Linked DNA regions of Homo sapiens: region 2 is linked to region 1. The links are chromatin loops, found by intact Hi-C in ENCODE. Cell type or tissue: CD4-positive, alpha-beta T cell. All regions are shown on one strand. Links, peaks and the distances in the headings refer to the core of each region. The heading gives the core; the rest is flanking DNA. Region 1 has its middle 5.9 kb from the start of ADRB2. Region 2 overlaps ABLIM3 (actin binding LIM protein family member 3).

Region 1 (9,105 bases), core at 1,970-6,969:
CCTCTTCCTGAACAATTAATTTTCCTTAATCTTTCTTTATTACAATCAAAACTGAAACAATATCTTCACATACACACCTGACATTTACGGAACTAATTTCCAGCAATGAAAGTTTTAGGTGAAAAGATACATACATTTTACACTTTAATAAGTTTTGCCAAATCGGTGTCCAAACAACAGTGCCAATTTATTTTATTTTATTTTTTTGCAACCCCATTCATCTCTTGGCTGAAGATTCTTTGTTATCCAATGTTCACCTGCTCTTCTTGGAAGGCTTCTCCATGCCTCCTCCCCAGTGTTTACATGGGGAGATAGGGTACTAAATTAATCCTCTGTTGCCCATAAATTCAAGTTCCTAGCCATTTCCTCTTTCTGAACAATTAATTTTCCTTAATCTTTATTGCAACTAAAATTGAAACAATATCTTTACATACACACCTGACATTTAAGGAACTAAGAAACTCAAGTTCCTACCTCAATCATAGAATTTACTATGTTACGTGGAAGTCAAGTTTATGTGCTAATCTCCACTACTAGCCTGTGAGTTTCTTACAGGCAAGGACCCTGCCTCTTTGTTCATTTTTTTATATGTTGTAGCCCTTTACACAGTACTTTAGGAAGTTTAGGTTATTGTGTGTGTGTGAGTGTGTGTGTGTGTGAGTGTGTGTGTATTGGGAGTGGGGATTTGTGCAGGAAATGAGGAAAGAAGGAAAGTGCTGTGAATGGAGGAAGGGGCACAAGCAAAGCCCAGAGACTCACGGCCAATGATATCTAAGCCCTAACATCCTCCCTCTCTTTTTAGAAATTGTGACCAGGGTAGTTGGCCCTAAATCTTGATCATTTGGCATTTTTCCCATAAGTGATAGGAAACTGCTGCCTCTTTGCTCCAGCAGTCTGGTAAAACTCAGCTGTGAGACCCTGACAACCAGGGAACTTCCTTTTCAGCAGCCTGAGCATGCAGGCTTGATTGAGCTTGGACTATTGCATCTGAATCTTGTGTTAGTGGTGCAGAGTGAGACTTTTGTTTAGACAGAGCTGGGTTCCTTCTCTTCCTATTATCTACTATGTAACCTGAGGCAGGCTGCTTAATTTCTTTAAACTTCAGTTTTGTCATCTGTAAAATAGGAATAACTGTCTATTTTGAAAACTGTACAGAAATAAGAATAAAAGCAGGGAATATGTACGTAAGGGGCCAAGCCCAGCTCCTGGTATATAATAACGCATGATAAACAAAAAACAGGCTTATTGTTTTTCAGAACCCTTAACCACCACCAATTAACTATGATGTGCCAGGCACTGATCTTAAAGATCACTCGATTTGACTTTATCACTTTACAGATGAGGAAATTGAGTCCCAGAGAGAGGCAGTCACACAGCAGGTGAGAAGGCCAGGACAAGACTCTCCTTTCTCCAGGCCCAGGGCATGTTCCACCACCTCATAGCGATTAGACTTAGCCGGGGTACCTTGACCTTCTCTCCTTGACCCAGTGAGATTTCTCCCTCTGTGCCTCTCAAGAGAAGGCACTGCTTTGGAGAGAGGCTGCCCTGTTTCCTTTCCTTCCTCTGTCCTTCAGCCATCATCTGTTTTATCTCTTCCCATTGTTTCCCCTTCAGCCCTGCTCCTTGACCTCCTCTTCTGTGGCAGGTGCTGCTTGATCTCCACAACCATTTCACTTCTTCTTTCCTCCAGGGCCTAAAAAATACTGTGCAATTCCCTTTCTTAAGCTCTAGCACTGGGCAGTTTGCACTTAGATGCAAGAAGTTGTAGGTACTATCTCTTCCCCGTGGAAGGTTTCCTGAGTGCCACAGCCAACAGAGCTCCCCTAGGTTTCATATCAATAATTAATTGAGCACTGAGTATGGGCCACATCAGTCCTAACTACTTTACAGACCTTAACTCATTTGATCTTCATAACAACTTCATGAGGTTGTGAGATAATATCAACAGCCCCAATTTACAGATAAGGAAAGTGAGACACAGAAAGGTTAAGTGACTTGTTTAGGATTTTATAACTAAGACTTGGAGAAAGGAGGAAACCAAGCAGTAGGCTCCAGAGCTGCTCCTAGGATCAGGCAACACTGGGTCTTTGCCTTTGCTTCTTCCCTTCTCTGAGCTGTTTCTCCCACTCCCTGACTGTTTTCTTTTGGGAGCTTTCCTTCCTCAATCACTTGCATACAAATCATCTCAAGGCAGCTGCTAGAGAATCAAACATTTGGACATCCCTCCAAATCCACCCCAAATGTTACCACTGTTCATAGGTTAATATATAAAAGGATTTTTTTCCTCTTAGATCAATTTATTTATTCATTCGAAGAACTGCCCTTAGAGAAACTAGTGTAATTTCCAGAAATTGGGGTTGTCCCAGGAAATCCAAGATGATGATAATGATGATGATGGTAATAATGATAAATAATTTTTTTTGAAACAGCATGCTAAGTTCCTTAAATGCATTATTTCATTTAACGTTCCAAAACATCCTCTGAGAGTGCTGCTATTCAGGCAGTGCTTCCACCATAATCGTGACCACCCACAGACACATCACTTCAGTTTCTCATCTCCTAATCATTATGATATTTTTAACTTCCATTTTGATGTCCAACCAAAACCTCAAATTCAGTATGGTAATATCTGAATTCATTGCCCCTTCCTGTCCTACAGCCACACTCAGTCCACTGCTCTCCTTGCACCCTGCTTGGTAATGGCCTCCTCCACTCTCTTGACTCATTCCCCCTTACCCCCCAGCCAATCCCAGTTATGCTGATTCGTTTTTTGTCATGACTTTTGGTTCTCTCCCTTCCTTTTCAAATCTAGTGTTTTATATATTCCGTCTATTTCTTCCAACTATCCAAGGCATTTTACCCTCGAGCCCTCTGAGGCCCAGAAGCCTAAAGCATATTGCCTGAAGCACACAGCTGATCAAGGACAGTGTCATCATTGGAACCCACATTCCTTCCTCTGGCTCCAAAGCCCATGCTCTTTCTATCACTGAAGTGTATCCCATTAGCACAAGTCCAGGACTGAGATACCTGCAGGTGTAATCAGAAATTATTTTAAATAATTTAGTAACAGTACTTTAAATAACAGTGTACTACTTAGGAGTTATTCCCTTTTCAATTTTCTTTCAACCTTTTAAAATAAATGGAGAAAGTCCCATCTGATGCTAGAATACTAACGGTATTGCAAATCTTCCTTTTCAATAAAAAGAGAGCAGGCCTAAGGCTCAGAACTTTGGCAAGCAACAAAATCTAGCTAGCATTTACTAACATTGTTTTGTCTTCATGGTTACTTTCTATTTATGGCAAATGACACGAGTTTTCCACGTGTGGTAATGGCAGTCATATAAAATTTTCTTTAAAAATAAATGCATTGAGTTTTAAAAATGAGTCAATAATTTTAAAAATCATAAAAGTTTTAAAAGTGAGTCAATAATTTAGAAAACTGTAGAACACCTGCTGTTCAGAATAGCATAAATCACAAAGATGAAATGTGAATAGCTGAAATATGGAGGATAAAAAAACATAATCAAGTTGTTGTGTAGGATATTGGCAATTTTTGCTTGTCAGCTCCATGGTACTTCTTCCGAATCAAAAATTTATCTCCTCAGTGGCCCTCAAAGCACTTTCTTCCCACTATAGGCTTGTTCAGTTTAGAGTAGACAGGCCCTTGGATGTTACCAAGCCCAACTTCCTATTTCATAAATGAAGATTGAGAAACAAGGCAACTTGCTTAAGGTTACAATAGAATATGAGAGCTGTTTTGGGACTAACACCTAGGTCTCCTAATCCCCCATCCATGCCCTCTCCACTGAACCAAACCGCTTCCATCATATATATATATATATATATATATATACACACACACACATATATATATTATATATATACATATATACATATATATTATATATACACATATATATTATATATACATACATATATTATATATATACATATATATTATATATACATACATATATTATATATACACATATATATTATATATACATACATATATAATATATATATTATATATAATATATATATAAAAATATATAGTATATATAATATATATATAAGATATATATATTATATATATGTGTGTGTGTATGTACATACATGTATATCTGAATGTGTGTGTGTGTGTGTATATATATATATATATATATACATTCACCATCACACAGTGTTCATTCCCATACCTGAAGGAGACTCAAGCAATTCCTCTCAGATTCAGCAAAAGAAGATTCAGTTAAGCACTATACCCTAAGGCATCCATTGCATTGTATGTAGTGACTTAATTTCTCTCTTATGTCCCTAGGAGGGTAAGAGATATGTCCCAGCTTTGGGAAAAATAATTTTCTGTAGGGCTTAATTCTCTTGCAAAATCCCAATTTGAGAAAAGCTGCTAGAGTGTAACCTCTTTGAATACTGATTCTTTTCAGACGAAGGAGTCTTTTGAACGGCCAACTGAAGTCTCCTCTGCTTTAATTTAATGCCGTCTCCTTTTGTTCAGTGCTTCTAAGATGTGGAGAATTTATTAGTATGTCTCATAAAACTCTAGTGTAGCAGGAAATTAAATTCATCTGGTATAATCAGCTGTTTGGAAAGATTTGCTGGTTGCTCTGCTCTAAGTTATGGTTGCCAAGGTGATTGCAAATTGATTGTTTGATGACTTGTTCTAGCATCTTTCCAGGTACTGATGTTAAGTTTAGACATAGACAAACCTAAGCAGGAATAAAAGAGGCCTACCATGATGGTAAAAGGGACTCTAGAACCAAGGGAACAAGGAATGTTTAACCTGAAGAGGTTTTGTTTGCTAAGGAGAACTTTAAGGGATTCTCCCAAAAGCTAGGACAGAGAAGAGACTTGTTTTCGGTGGCCTCAAGGGGGCAGACTTAAGATCCATGGGTAGAAGTGAGAAAATGGATTTCAGTTCAATACTGGGATAGCTAGAGAAATATGCACCTGCAAAAGGGGCTGGTAAGCTTGCTCTCTCTAAAAATACCTCTGAGTTTTGGTGGGTGCATTGTGTAAGAAGCTGACTAGATTGTGAGATGCTTCATTCAAAAAACGCTGACATCCCATCTAGCTATATTACTCAATGATAATAGTAACTTACAGAATCATTCTTCTTTCTAAAGAACCAAGTTTTGTCTGTTTTTTCAATTATTTTTTCACAGCAATCCAAATTAAAGGTAAATTAGCAATTATCCATGTTCAAAGGATCCTATCATACATTTCATACATGCGATTAGATAGGACCAATATGCATTCTATATCTATTTTTTGATTCAAAAATAAGATACTAACAGTAAGGTTTTTCTTCTACGGCAGTATGCTAAGCACTTGACATGCATTTAATCTCATTTAATGTAAATTTAATGGGATAATGCTGTACAGAGACATTTTTAAAGACAAGCATTTTAAACTATTGTTTGAAAAGAAATCTACAGATGTTTCTGTGCTCCAGGATCATACACAAGAAAGGACTCTTGTCTAAGCCAAGACCCAGTATAAGATTTTCCTAAGCATCCAGCTATTGGTGTGAGGGCATGCTCTGGCACCATGGAAGCTTACTCCTATTCAGACATTCATTAGGTAAATCCAGATATGAGGTTTTATTCCTGTTTGACAGGCTGGGAACGACAAATCAGTGTCTTAAGGGATTGACAAAATATGTAATTAGATGCTATCAATCACCATAAAAGAGCCTGCTTTTTCTTACATCAGATAAAGGTGCGTTTAGTCTACTAAGAACTTTCCAGTTCAAATGAAGCATTAACTCTCTAAGGTCATGTGAACAGTAAGCAGTGCTACTCGAACTCCTCTGCTGGGAAATAAAATAACAGCATTAGGCAGGGAAAACTTGTGAGGCCATGAGCAGACCTGGACTCCTAATTTTCCTTAACACTTTGGCCTGGACACTTCTTGTTTTTTCACTTCAGTAACCTCATTTGCAAACTTGGGGGAAATAAATTAACTGATATATTAAGCTCTTTCCCAGTCTAACTTTCTCTAAACCTAAAATCACAAAAGGAGGTCAGGAGAAAAGACTCTTAGTTAGCTGACTACATCTTGACATTTCTACCAGCTTGGTGAAGCAGCAGGGAAAGAGCGTGCATCCATTCGTCAAGGCTGGAGGGCAAAGGCCCAGAACTTCCTAATTGATATAAGCAGATTCTCCTTTTTTTATTATTATTATGCTTTAAGTTCTAGGATACATGTGCAGAACGTGCAGGTCTGTTACATAGGTATACATGTGCCATGGTGGTTTGCTGCACCCATCAACCTGTCATCTACTTTAAGTATTTCTCCTAATGCTATCCCTCCCCTAGGCCCCCACCCCCAAACAGGCCCTGGTGTATGATGTTCCTCTCCCTGTGTCCATGTGTTCTCATTGTTCAACTCCCACTTATGAGTGAGAACATGAGGTGTTTGGTTTTCTGTTCCTGTGTTAGTTTGCTGAGAATGATGGTTTCCAGCTTCATCCATGCCCCTGCAAAAGACATGAAGTCATCCTTTTTTATGGCTGCACAGTATTCCATGGTGTATATGTGCCACATTTTCTTTATCAAGTCTATTCTTGATGGGCATTTGGGTTGGTTCCAAGTCTTTGCTATTGTGAACAGTGCTGCAATAAACATACATGTCCATGTGTCTTTATAGTAGAATGATTTATAATCCTTAGGGTATATACCAGGTAATGGGATTGCTGGGTCAAATGGTATTTCTTGTTCTAGATCCTTGAGGGATTGCCACACTGTCTTCCACAATGTTTGAACTAATTTACATTCCTACCAACAGTGTAAAAGTGTTCCTATTTCTCCACATCCTTTCCAGCATCTGTTGTTTCCTGACTTCCTGTTTTTTTTTTGAGACGGAGTCTCACTGTGTCACCCCGGATGGAGTGCAGTGGCACAATCTCGGCTCACTGCAACCTCCACCTCCCAGGTTCAAGCGATTCTCCTGTTTCAGCCCCCAGAGTAGGTCAGACTACAGGCATGCCACAACTTCTGGCTAATTTTTGTATTTTTATTAGAGACGAAGTTTCACCATGTTGGTCAGGCTGCTCTCGAAGTCCTGACCTCAGGTGATCCACCCACCTCAGCCTCCCAAAGTGCTAGGATTACAGGCATGAGCCACTGCGCCCGGTCTGTTTCCTGATGTGTTAATGATCGCCATTGTATCTGGTGTGAGATGGTATTTCATTGTGGTTTTGATTTGCATTTCACTAATAACCAGTGCTGATGATCTTTTCTTCATATGTTTGTTGGCTGCATTAATGTCTTCTTTTGAGAAGTGTCTGTTCATATCCTTTGCCCACTTTTTCATGGGGCTGTTTGTTTTTTCTTGTAAATTTGTTTAAGTTCTTTGTAGATTCTGGATATTAGCCCTTTGTCAGATGGATAGATTGCAAAATTTTTCCCCCTTTCTGTAGGTTGCCTGTTCACCCTGATGATAGTTTATTTTGCTGTGCAGAAACTCTTTAGTTTAATTAGATCCCATTTGTCAATTTTGGCTTTTGTTGCCATTGCTTTTGATGTTTTAGTCATGAAGTCTTTGCCCATGCCTATGTCCTGGATGTTATTGCCTAGATTTTCTTCTAGGGTTTTTATGGTTTTAGGTCTTACGTTTAAGTCTTTAATTCATCTTGAGTTAATTCTTGTATAAGGTGTAAGGAAGGGGTCCAGTTTCAGTTTTCTGCATATGGCTAGCCAGTCCTTCTTGATTTAGTATTTGTGGGTTTTAAAAAAGGAGTTTCCCAAAATATTCAGTTAAACTTTTAAGTGACTTACGTGTATATCTAAATACATGATCAGTTAATATTTGTCTTAAAGGGGTTTTCTTTGTTCTTTTCTTATTATAGGAAGGTTAAACAATATGCTTATTTATGCCATAGCTTCACAAACAGGAAGGAGGTTTTAAATGGTTTAGTTCCACAATTTGAGTAGATGCATATTTAAAGAAACGTTGTTGCATAATAAATACTGCCTCTTCCTAAAATGCATCATGCCACAGCCAATTTTGGAAAACACAAATATGAGGTGAGTGTATTTTGAAAACTATGTGAATATAATAGATCTTTAATTCATATTTGTGGATTTTATGGGAAATACTTGTTTTCTAAGGCATCTGTCTTGCAAAAAGTCAGTTTCTGCTATGAAGGATGTTAAAGGGGATATGTAGGTTAAATTCTGTTTCTGAGCTTTGCTTCCAGAGTAAACACCCAACTTACTTTTGCCCTAAAGTATTTTATTGTTCTAGTAGAGAAGACTAACAACATATTCTAAACCACTAAGTAATTTATGTAAACTTCGCTTACAAACTACACTTGTGTGACACTTATATGAGCAAAAGCATTTTCATATTTCTTACTATATCATTCAATTCTTGCTTACCCCAATGGAAGTGACTTTATGCCCCTTTAGAGACAATGGAAATCAGGTACTTCGTGATTTCTCTTAAAAAAAAAAAAAATGAACTAGAAAGCTCCAAGTTTGGTGAATCTGGAACCTGGGTATTCCAGTTCCAGTTGTAGCCCTTCCTCCCTATCCATCACTCCTGTCTGCATGTAATTATGCAATACATTGAAAAGATTAAAAGATGGGTCTTGGACTCAGGCAGACCTGGGTCAAATCCAGATTCTGGCACTGCCCAGCCATTGCCCCTGGGCAAGCCATTTTCCTCTTTGAACCTCATTTGTGAATTAAGCTAAAAATAGTCCCCACCCCCATGGGACTGTGGGAAGGATTAAATAGAATAATGCATGAAAAGCAAATAGCAGAATGGTCCATAAATGTTAACCATTGTTATGTTATTATGTAATCTACAAAGTACGTTTAGTTACACTTCATGAAATACTTTCAGTTTTTCAAAGACACCACTAATACATGGGAAATCAAACCCTGAAAATTAATTTCACTTTAGCAGTAAAGTCACATGCCAGATGGAAAGGATAGTATTTCATGAACAAAGATCTTACTTTTGAGATTTGGTCTTACTTTTTTCTTTTTCTTAAGGGAGAATTATCTTGTGTTTTTTGTTTTGTTTTGTTTTGAGATGGAGTCTTGTTCTGTCACCCAGGCTGGAGCGCAGTGACGTGAT
Region 2 (9,105 bases), core at 2,747-7,746, 420 kb after region 1:
TTGGAAGATGCCAAGAGCTCTCAAGGTCAAGATCTAACAGCCAGGACAAAAGGCAGCAATTACTTCAGCAAGTGGACTCTCATCTAATAAAGGCTTTTTTTACCCACACACCCCCAGAACTGGTGCAGATGTGAGTGTCTGTACCAGGCAGGCTCTGGCAGAAATCAGGTGGCCTACCTCAAAGAGTTCAACTGAGGAAGGTTTCATGACGGAGTTGTGGGCAGGGTTAAGTGGACCCACAGGAGACAGTGAGGTATTCAGGGACTACAGCAACATAATGTTGTTACCACACTGGACCTAAAAAGATGAGGGAAGGGAACAGCATTACCAAAGCTGGCAAGAGCTGGGGAAGCCCAGCCTCCAGAGAGAGTCATGCCCAGCCCACAGCCAGCCAGGAAGGTTGCCAGGGGAATAAGTGTGCCAACCTCTCTCTCCATTCACCCTCTAGTCTCTGCTGGTGCATCCCATTGGCTAAACCCAACTGAAAGTCAGAGAGCAAAAGAGCCTGTGATACAGCCCAGGCAGTGTTCAGGACATAGATCCAGGCAAGGAAGGGTGGACACTGGGTCTAGGGGCAACAGAGAATAAGCAACCCTGCCCTAATTGCAGTGCTGATGTGGCAGGGATACAATAGTGGAAGGGCTTTGGTAGGTTTTCAAAATAGCACAGCTTATAGGTATTTATGAATGGTGCTTCCTATAAAGTAGTCTTGGCCCTGAGACTGTACTTGGCTCCTATGGCATTGGGAGAATGTTATCAGACTAATACAGTCTCTGAATTCTCTATCTAGCAGCCTCTGTTGTAATTTGCAGCACCTCAGGACCTTGCAAGACAGATCCTGGTTGATCATAGCAAACACCAGGTCACAGAGGGAACAGCTGGAGGACATGGCCGTGGAAAAGGCATGGCTTCAGGGGCCATGAGATGCGGGCTGTCACATGCAAGGGGAAGCTTTCTTTCAATCCATGCAGCTCTAGAGGGATGAACTCTGCCAAAGTCAAGCAGAAGGTAGAGGCTCATTTCAGTTCAATGGAAAGAGCAGCTTTCTGAATGCAGCCTTCTGACGGTGTAAGACAGTGAACTCCCCATCCCGAGAAGACAGGAGAGGCCGCTGAAGAGGGCAAGCTCCCTGTGTTGAAACTTGGGCTCTTGCAACTTGGACAAGTTAATTGATTTTTCTGTGCCTCTGGTTCCTTATTCAAAAGGAGGATAATGTTGGTGCCTACTACTAGAGTTGTGAGTTGTATGGATGAACTGGGTTAATCTATATAAGGGACTTGGTACAGAGCCTGGCTTATAATAAGTACTCACCAAATGTTAGCTAGTGTTTTACTATCATGATTATTTTTGTCTTTACCATCTTCATCTTCTTCTTCAAGGATGCTGTGAATTGGGATGTCCTCACTCTGTGGGATCGGAAGGCAGTCAGTACCCAGGCTGTGTAGTTCAGGCTGAATTCAAATCTATTAGCTTAGTGGTGCAAACTGTATAACCTTTTGAGCCTCCATTTCCTCAGCTAGAAAATAGAAATGATATTGACATTTACTTCACAGAGGCATTACAACATCTAGAGGATATAATTATTATAAAGCACAGGGCTTACAAACAATATGTGCTCAATAAATGTTAGCCCTGTTGGAATGGATGGCCTCTAAGACCACTTTTATTCTAACATTCTACTATTCTTCAATTTGATCCTAATCTGTTTGTGGTGGAAACTGGAGAAGTTTGTTCCTTCTGTATCTTGTTTTTGTTTCCTCTCTCCATTCCCTTTTCCCTCTTATCTTTCTATTCCTTTCCTGTCCATTTCCCTCTTCCCTAGGCTAAAGTGGATAATGAGATCCTTAATTACAAAGACCTGGCGGCTCTCCCCAAGGTTAAGTCTATCTACGAGGTACAACGCCCCGACCTCATTTCCTATGAGCCTCATTCCAGATACATGTCCGACGAGATGCTGGAGAGATGTGGCTATGGAGAGGTATCGCATCTTGCCCTTCTCTCTGGGGCTATTGTAGGAAAGGAGATTGCTCTGGGGTCCCCAGCCCTCTCCATCACAGACAGTTTGGCCTCCACAATGCTGGCTCCCAGACTCTTCTACACTGGGATTTATGGCCAACGTTTTTTAAATGAAGAGATTTCATTTGGCTTTCTGGCTCTTCTTGAAAAATCAGAGCCGACAACCTTAAACCTACATTTCCACCATCTGGAGATGGGAAGCAGCACCCCCTATAGACAGGACATGAGCTTTCCATTCCCCCCAGTCCCCCGACTCCCTGTTAATCCCAGCATTGAAGCTAAGAGCCTGTGACCACTTATTACTCAAGCTGTTGTATTTCTTATACTGTAGGAATTTTTCATGTACTCAGCCCAAGGCGCTCATCTCCTGCCAGGCTCAGTGGCCATTTAGATTTATAATCCCTGATTATAACATGTCTAATCAGACATGTTCTCTGGTTTTCCCACCTGGCCTTTAGCCCCAGTGTCTCTTCAAAGGAAGAGACGCTTTTATAAAGACTCAGTAACAGATAGCTTTTGAAATCATTAAATGGTTGCTAAACAAGAGAAAGTGTTTTCTGGAGATGGCAGCAGGGTTGGGGGCAGAATTACCCTGGAGGTCCTGGCAGTCTATATCCTAGAAGATTTCTAACCTTATCCCAGACCCCTTGAGTTAATTTGAGGCAGCAGAAGCCTGTCCTGGTGGGCAGGGACCCAGGTTCTTGTCCCAGCTCCACCATAACTAGCCTCATAACCTCAGGCAAGTTCCCTTCCTCCCTAAGGGATTTGGGTTCCATTTGGTTGAAGAGCCCAGTGCTGAGATTCTCTGGTTTCCGGCCCCTGAAATGCACCAGGAGAGGAGGATCAAGTGTTTAGTAGAAGCCGCTTGTCCTTCAGTTAGAGATGGCAAACCAGGGCCCACAGGTTGCAGCCAGCCCTCAGATTTGTTTTGTTTCACTCACAAAGTGTCTTTTGAAAATGCAAACTAGTTGTCAACAAGTAAACACTGGGAGATTTCATGTAAGAATCTGCACTTCTGTCTTTCTTGGAAAATTAAGATGCTGTGTAAATGCTGGGCAGGCATTCCAGCTGCTGGAGCTGAGGAACTGCTGCCCTCTTCAGTCGAGACATCCCATCTCCAGCTGCTGCACCAGCCACCAGCTCAACTCCCTTGTTGGTGGCCCCAGCCTGGCCCCTGCTTAGCCAGGGTGCTGGCTGCTGGGTGCCCTGCCCTGGGCATCGTCCTCATGAACTGTAGAGGGGTCATGAACCAGTAGAGAGACAAGGAAAGGGTGGTGACAATAGCCCTGAGCATGCAGCACAGAAGCCTGGGTCCAAGTCAAGTCCCTGCCACTTCTGCCCTGAGTGGCCGTGAGCCTTCGTATTCTCTCTCTGGGCCTTGGTTTTTCCCTTCCTAAAAGGCGGGCATAATCTCGAGGTTTCCTGCCTCCTGTCAGTAGTCTGACCCTCTGGAATTCCCAGCGAGGCTGTTATCTGGAGAGGGGTACAAAGGAACTGCTGCAAACCCTCTCTGCCGAGCCATCTAACCATGCTCTGTCCTTCGTCTCGTCCTCCTCTCATTCCTTCTGCTCGTTCCACAACTGCCTTCAAACTCTTCACTTCTAAGTCGCTGGGAACATTATCTCCCTACTCCCAGGTAATTCAGCTGATAGAGAATTAAGTTGATATATAATTGTGCCCCTTTATGTGGACTTCACCCATCCCCAGCCCCCCGAAGGTGTCTGAGCCCTTGCCCAAGGTATTCCCTGCAAGCAGGGAAGTGCTGGAGAGACTCGGGTGCATGTCCTGGAGGAAGTGGTAGTGGCATACAGGATGGAAATCTGCCCTTCCTGCCCAGAGATGGCCTCCCTCAGGCTTCTGGGATCCCTGGTCAGGATTCCAGGGATTGACCCCATAGATTCCATTCAAGGGCCTGCAAGTAATGGGGGAAAGCCCTGGAAATTCTCTGCCATCTTCCTCGGGCTGTGTGTGTAACTCAGGGAGGAGGGGGGTCTCTGTATTCACACCTCAAACCCGAGAATCCCAGATTCCATGTCATGCCCACCTGCCTGCTAGACCCTCGGGCCACAGGCCCACTTAACAGCCAGCCATGCTCACAGCCCCATTTCCTCTCCCAGGACATCTACGAGAACCTGGACCTCCGGCAGAGACGGGCCTCCAGCCCGGGGTACATAGACTCCCCCACCTACAGCCGGCAGGGCATGTCCCCCACCTTCTCCCGCTCACCTCACCACTACTACCGCTCTGGTAAGGAAGGGGGAGGACCTGAAGGGAGAGGAAGAGCCAGGGAGACAATGCAGTCACTTGGGGTCCCTGCTGCAGAGGGCACAAGGCTCCCCCATGATCTCCATCACAGTGTGGCCCTCTGGAGGCCTATGGCCACCCAGGTGACCAGCTGGGCCTCTCTGAGTCCCTGAGATGGCAGGGGGGATGGAGGAGTGTGTGGCACTGAGAAGCAGCAGGAAGGTGGGTGGTGAACTTCCAGGAGAGGGGGCTGGCAGGTGGCCCTGTGGCCCTGGTGGAAGAAGACTCCACCATCCTCGTGGCCTGCCCCATCCGGAGGGCAGAACCAAGAGACCAGAAATATGGCTATGAACTGGCCTTCACCCAAGGGCCACCCCAGCCAATCCAGTCAGACCATCCACAGTCACCCTCAGGTTGGGGGTGATGCCAGCACTTGGATGGAGGAAAGGAGCAATTAAGGGAGCGTCCAAAAGGGGGAGGTTCAAGGATGGTTGGGGAGATAAGAGGTTCAAACTAACATGCCTTCCTGGAGCTCAGTAGAGTTGATCTTTACATCTCACAAAATCTGACTTTGGGATCAAGCCAGGAAGCAAAGTCAAGCTTGTTTCTGCCAACGTGGTGCATGAGAGCACATGCTGCTTCCGCCCCGGAACCTGAGCACGCTGAGACGCCCCAGCCCATCCCCCATCTCTGCTGTCATCACCTCACCACTTCCTAAACTGCCACCGCGTTAATGCCTGTTTTCTCTGTGCCTCTGTTTTCTTTGGCGACCACTTCCTGCGTGCTCCAGGGCCCGAGAGTGGCCGGAGCTCTCCATACCATAGCCAGTTAGATGTGAGGTCCTCCACTCCAACCTCTTACCAGGCTCCCAAGCACTTTCACATCCCAGGTAGGCACTGCCAGCCCAGAATTCCTGGGATGGATGCATGCTCCATGGGGTCACAGGTGCCTGAGTCACCCCCTCGATGCCACACAGGCACCAAGAAGCTGGTTCCTGAGGGACCTCCCTAACCAAGCACCTGCACCAACCCTGTCCTCCAACCCCAACACACCCACGGGCTTCAGATTATCCACTTGACAGAACCAGCCTCCATTAGGACCTCAAAGAAGCAGTCCCGGGAAGAAAAGAGGCAGGGAGCTCGAGTGAGATACCGTGAGTGCTTGAGGGCTGTGAGGGGCGCAGCAGGGGCACACAGCGGTGAAGGCTACACACTTTGGCTTCAAAGCTCTTGGGATGGAATCCGATGCAGCTGCTTATAAGCTCATGACTGTGAGCCAGTTACTTGGCTTCCCAAGCCACTGTTATTCCTTCTGTACAGCTAAGCACTGTTCTGGGCTCAGAGGTTGCAACTGTGCTCAACCCAGCCCAGATCCTGCCTTCATGGTATTTGGTATTTACGTACTAATGTAGGAAGAGAGATAAAAATGAGTAAACAAATAGGTAGAGGATAATTTCAGGTAGCCATAGGTGCCATAAACATAAATAAAACAGGCCATCCTGAGAGATGATGAGGCTGAGAGAGGCCAGGCTAGATGGGGCGGTCAGGAAGAGCTTCTTGGAGGAGGTAACATTAAAGCTGAAAGATGAGAAGGGGCCTGGCGTGGTCGCTCACGCCTGTAATCCCAGCACTTTGGGAGGCCGAGGCGTGTGGGTCATGAGATCAGGAGTTCGAGACCAACCTGTCCAACATGGTGAAACGCTGTCTCTACTAAAAATATAAAAATTAGCTGGGCATGGTGGCTTGTACCTGTAATTCCAGCTACTCAGGAGGCTGAGGCAGGAGAATTACTTGAACCTGGGAGGCGGAGGTTGCAGTGAGCCAAGATCGTGCCACTGCATTCCAGCCTGGGTGACAAAGTGAGACTCTGTCTCAAAAAGAAAAAAAGATGAAGAGCCAGCCTATGAAGAAGCCAAGGAAAGACATCCCAGGCAGAGGGAAGAGCACTATCATGTCATGTGACCGCAGGTCATGACAGGAATTGAGAGGAAGACAGGGGCTACAGGACTGAGTGGGTGTAGTTTGGACAAGGTCTCCCTCTGAGTCACAGCAGAGCCAGGGCTGAACCTCAGTCTCCTGACACCAAGCTCAGTTTTTCACTCCCCACTCACGTTCCCCTCAAGAGCTCATGCTGCTGTTTCATCTACACCTTCCTCAGCTGCCCTAGAGGGGTCCCATCCTGTCTGTCTTTGAGGGAGGGGGAGGGAGGTAAGCTGAAATTCGGCTGCAGCATCCTGGGAATTTTCACATGGAATGAGGTGTGGCCACTGGTGGAGGCAGTGGACACCTTCCTGCATGGGGCTCTGCTGAGCACACACACCCCTGTGCCTGCATGCTCACCCTTCAAGCCCCAGGTCTCTTCCTCGGCACCACTTGGATCCATCCATTCCTCTTCCCGCACCTTACTTGGAACCTGTTGGGACGAGGTTGAAAGTTCAACTTTGGAAGAGGAAGTCACCAGGGGAAAAAGATGGTGGCCCCTTGGAAAAAGTTGTTGCCCATCTCTCTCTTCTGAGATCAACTGACCAAGTACTATCTCCTTTTCTCCCTTTTCTCCTGTCTCTCTCTCTCCCCTCCCCACTGTCCCTTCCTGGTCTGTCTGGCAGCTGGAGACAGTAACATCTACCGGAAACCCCCGATCTACAAACGGCATGGTATGGTCAGAGGTAGATAGGGCTTGGCCACACAAGGAGAGGGGGGAGGTTAACCATCTATGCAGATGGCCCTGCACAGGCCACCAGGAGCCACAAAACACAAGGCTGCATCTTGGTCCTTCTTGTTGACTGCCCCATCACCCAGGGTGACATTAGGGCAGAGTTTGGTATCATTTCAAAAGAACAAAGTCCTCATGTCCCCTCAGTTCTTTCCCACCACCTTTGCAATCTCCCCCTTACCTGCTCTCTGTCATCCTAAGTTCCATAATTGGTAAAACCTTTGTAAAACGCACATGCCCCTGGGAGAGTCACACTCCAAGGCATTAATACTTGAAATGTTCATTAGAATAACAGGGGATGCATACAGATTCCTGGGCCCCACCCCAGGCTTACTGAATTCGAATTCTGTATGTGTCACGGTTTCTCCAAGTGATTCTGATACTCAGCCCAACTTGGGAACCCCTGCTGTAAGTTGTTCTCAGTCACAGTCTCCTGAGAGTGGATGGAGACTTGCAGAGGAGATGTAGATGAGTAAGGTTGCAGAGGGTGACTTCCTTCTTTCATTCATTCATTGATTTAGTGTTTCTTAAAGAATGATCTATGGACCATCTGCACCTGAGAGACATTTAAAAGGCAGATTCCCTGGCCCCTTCCTTGCCCCAGACTCCCTTAATTATAAATATTGAGAGTGTGAACTAAGAATCTGCACTATAACTGGCTTTGTCCATGATTCCTCCCTGCACTTAGTATGAGAACCACCAAGTCATTCATCACTGACACCACCTGTTCACTTTTGCAAAAAGTACTTACTAAGCCTCGATTGAAGGAGCACATCCCTTCCATTGAAGCTGCAGAGGAGCAGCTGCCACCCTGTGCACCCACACTTGCTTAAGGGTCTAGCTGGATAACAAAAGGAGGCCCAGAATCGGTGGAGCTTGGAGATGAGCGAAGCAGTCCTGCACCAGGTTCTGAACTAATTAGCTGGTGGAGGGGACAATACGAGTTTAAACAGCGGCTCTGGGTGCCTAAGATTCTACATTTTATACAGACATCCTTGGTTCCAGAGGGGGCTGAGCAGGGGGGTCCGAGGTGAGTCTGTGAGCATGTGCAAGTCTGTACCAGCTTGTGAAGGACATGCCATGTCCCCTGAGTACTCATAGAAAGACACCAACATGACAAAGGTAGTTTGGCTTTATACCTAGAAAAGGCCCCCAGGTCACAAGCTTCTCAGGACTTTGTGGGATTTTCCAGGTGGGCCCTGAGGGGTGGCACTAAAGCAGACTCAAGAGGAGTCTGGGGTGGAGGTGGGTTGCTTGGAAAAGAGGGCGGAGGAAAAAGCTAAATGCAGTCAGCCAGGAGGGGCTGCCCAGGACCCAAGTCAAAGAGAAGAATTTGAAAGCTTTGGAAGCAAGTGCTGTTGTGGGGGCTGCATAGCCCAGGGCTGGCTGAAGCTGATCCACCACGCTCTGCCACTCTGGCTCCACAGAGCACAGAGCTTGTCCCTAAAGCTTCCTGTAGCTGACCATGAGAAATGGTCATGCAGCCACACACACTTCCCCAGCCCCTCTCTCTGCTCTACCAGCCTGTCACCCACGTTTGGGCCACGAGAAGTCACTGCTCTGTAAGTAGTTGTGACTGCAGTGGGTCTTTTTGGTCACCCCTGTCCTGGGCTTACTTCAGGTGGAAGCTTGAAGCTGGATGGCAGCTGAGCCAGCAGACCGATTCTGACACTTACAGATGAGGAAACTAAGGCAGAGATGGTAGGACCTGCCCAGTGTTACAGCTGAGTAAAGTGGCAGAGCTGGGACCAGAACCCAGGTTTGCTGACTCCCTGTCTAGCACTCCTTCCTTCAGGCTATGTAGTCCCTGAGCAGAATGTGGCATCTCAGGTTGTGAGAAATGATGGAGTTCAAATTTATAACAAGGAAGGCTTCTAAAGGGCTAGGAAGGCTTCTAAAGGGCTGGGGCTCACCTGGGACCTGTCCAGTCTTATTTGAGGAGCCACACCCTTAGAGGTCATTCTGGAACAGACCTGGGAATCCATGGAATGTGCTGGAAAGAGCCCTGGGCTGGGATCTGGTCCAGTTCTGGTGCTCACATGCTATGTGGTCTTAAGCAAGCCCCTTCCCCTCTCTGGTGCTCCAATTACTAAATGCAAAATGAGGGTTTGGCCCCAGTGCTTTTCCAGCTCC

The links. Peaks named below come from ENCODE experiments on the same cell type or tissue, not always from the same donor. Only the 100,000 strongest peaks of a DNase experiment are listed, where the experiment ranks them.
Region 2: a loop joins it to region 1, with 2.6 times the contacts of the local background. A loop is called at or near these places in 1 of 110 quality-filtered maps.

The regions. Positions count from the first base shown.
Region 1 is chr5:148,816,116-148,825,220 of GRCh38, forward strand. No RefSeq gene overlaps it. Among named protein-coding and RNA genes, the nearest start is that of ADRB2, 5.9 kb to the right of the region's middle. In CD4-positive, alpha-beta T cell, for the core only: CTCF peaks have their summits at 4,876 (motif pointing right) and 5,088; a DNase peak (open chromatin) is centred at 4,896.
Region 2 is chr5:149,235,626-149,244,730 of GRCh38, forward strand. It overlaps ABLIM3 (actin binding LIM protein family member 3), which reads left to right. Exons shown (of 24, transcript NM_014945.5): 11 at 1,823-1,978; 12 at 3,623-3,652; 13 at 4,134-4,263; 14 at 5,051-5,149; 15 at 6,866-6,913. Among named protein-coding and RNA genes, the nearest start is that of AFAP1L1, 32 kb to the right of the region's middle. In CD4-positive, alpha-beta T cell, for the core only: no CTCF peak of the experiment used is centred there; a DNase peak (open chromatin) is centred at 4,946; H3K27ac peaks cover 650 bases.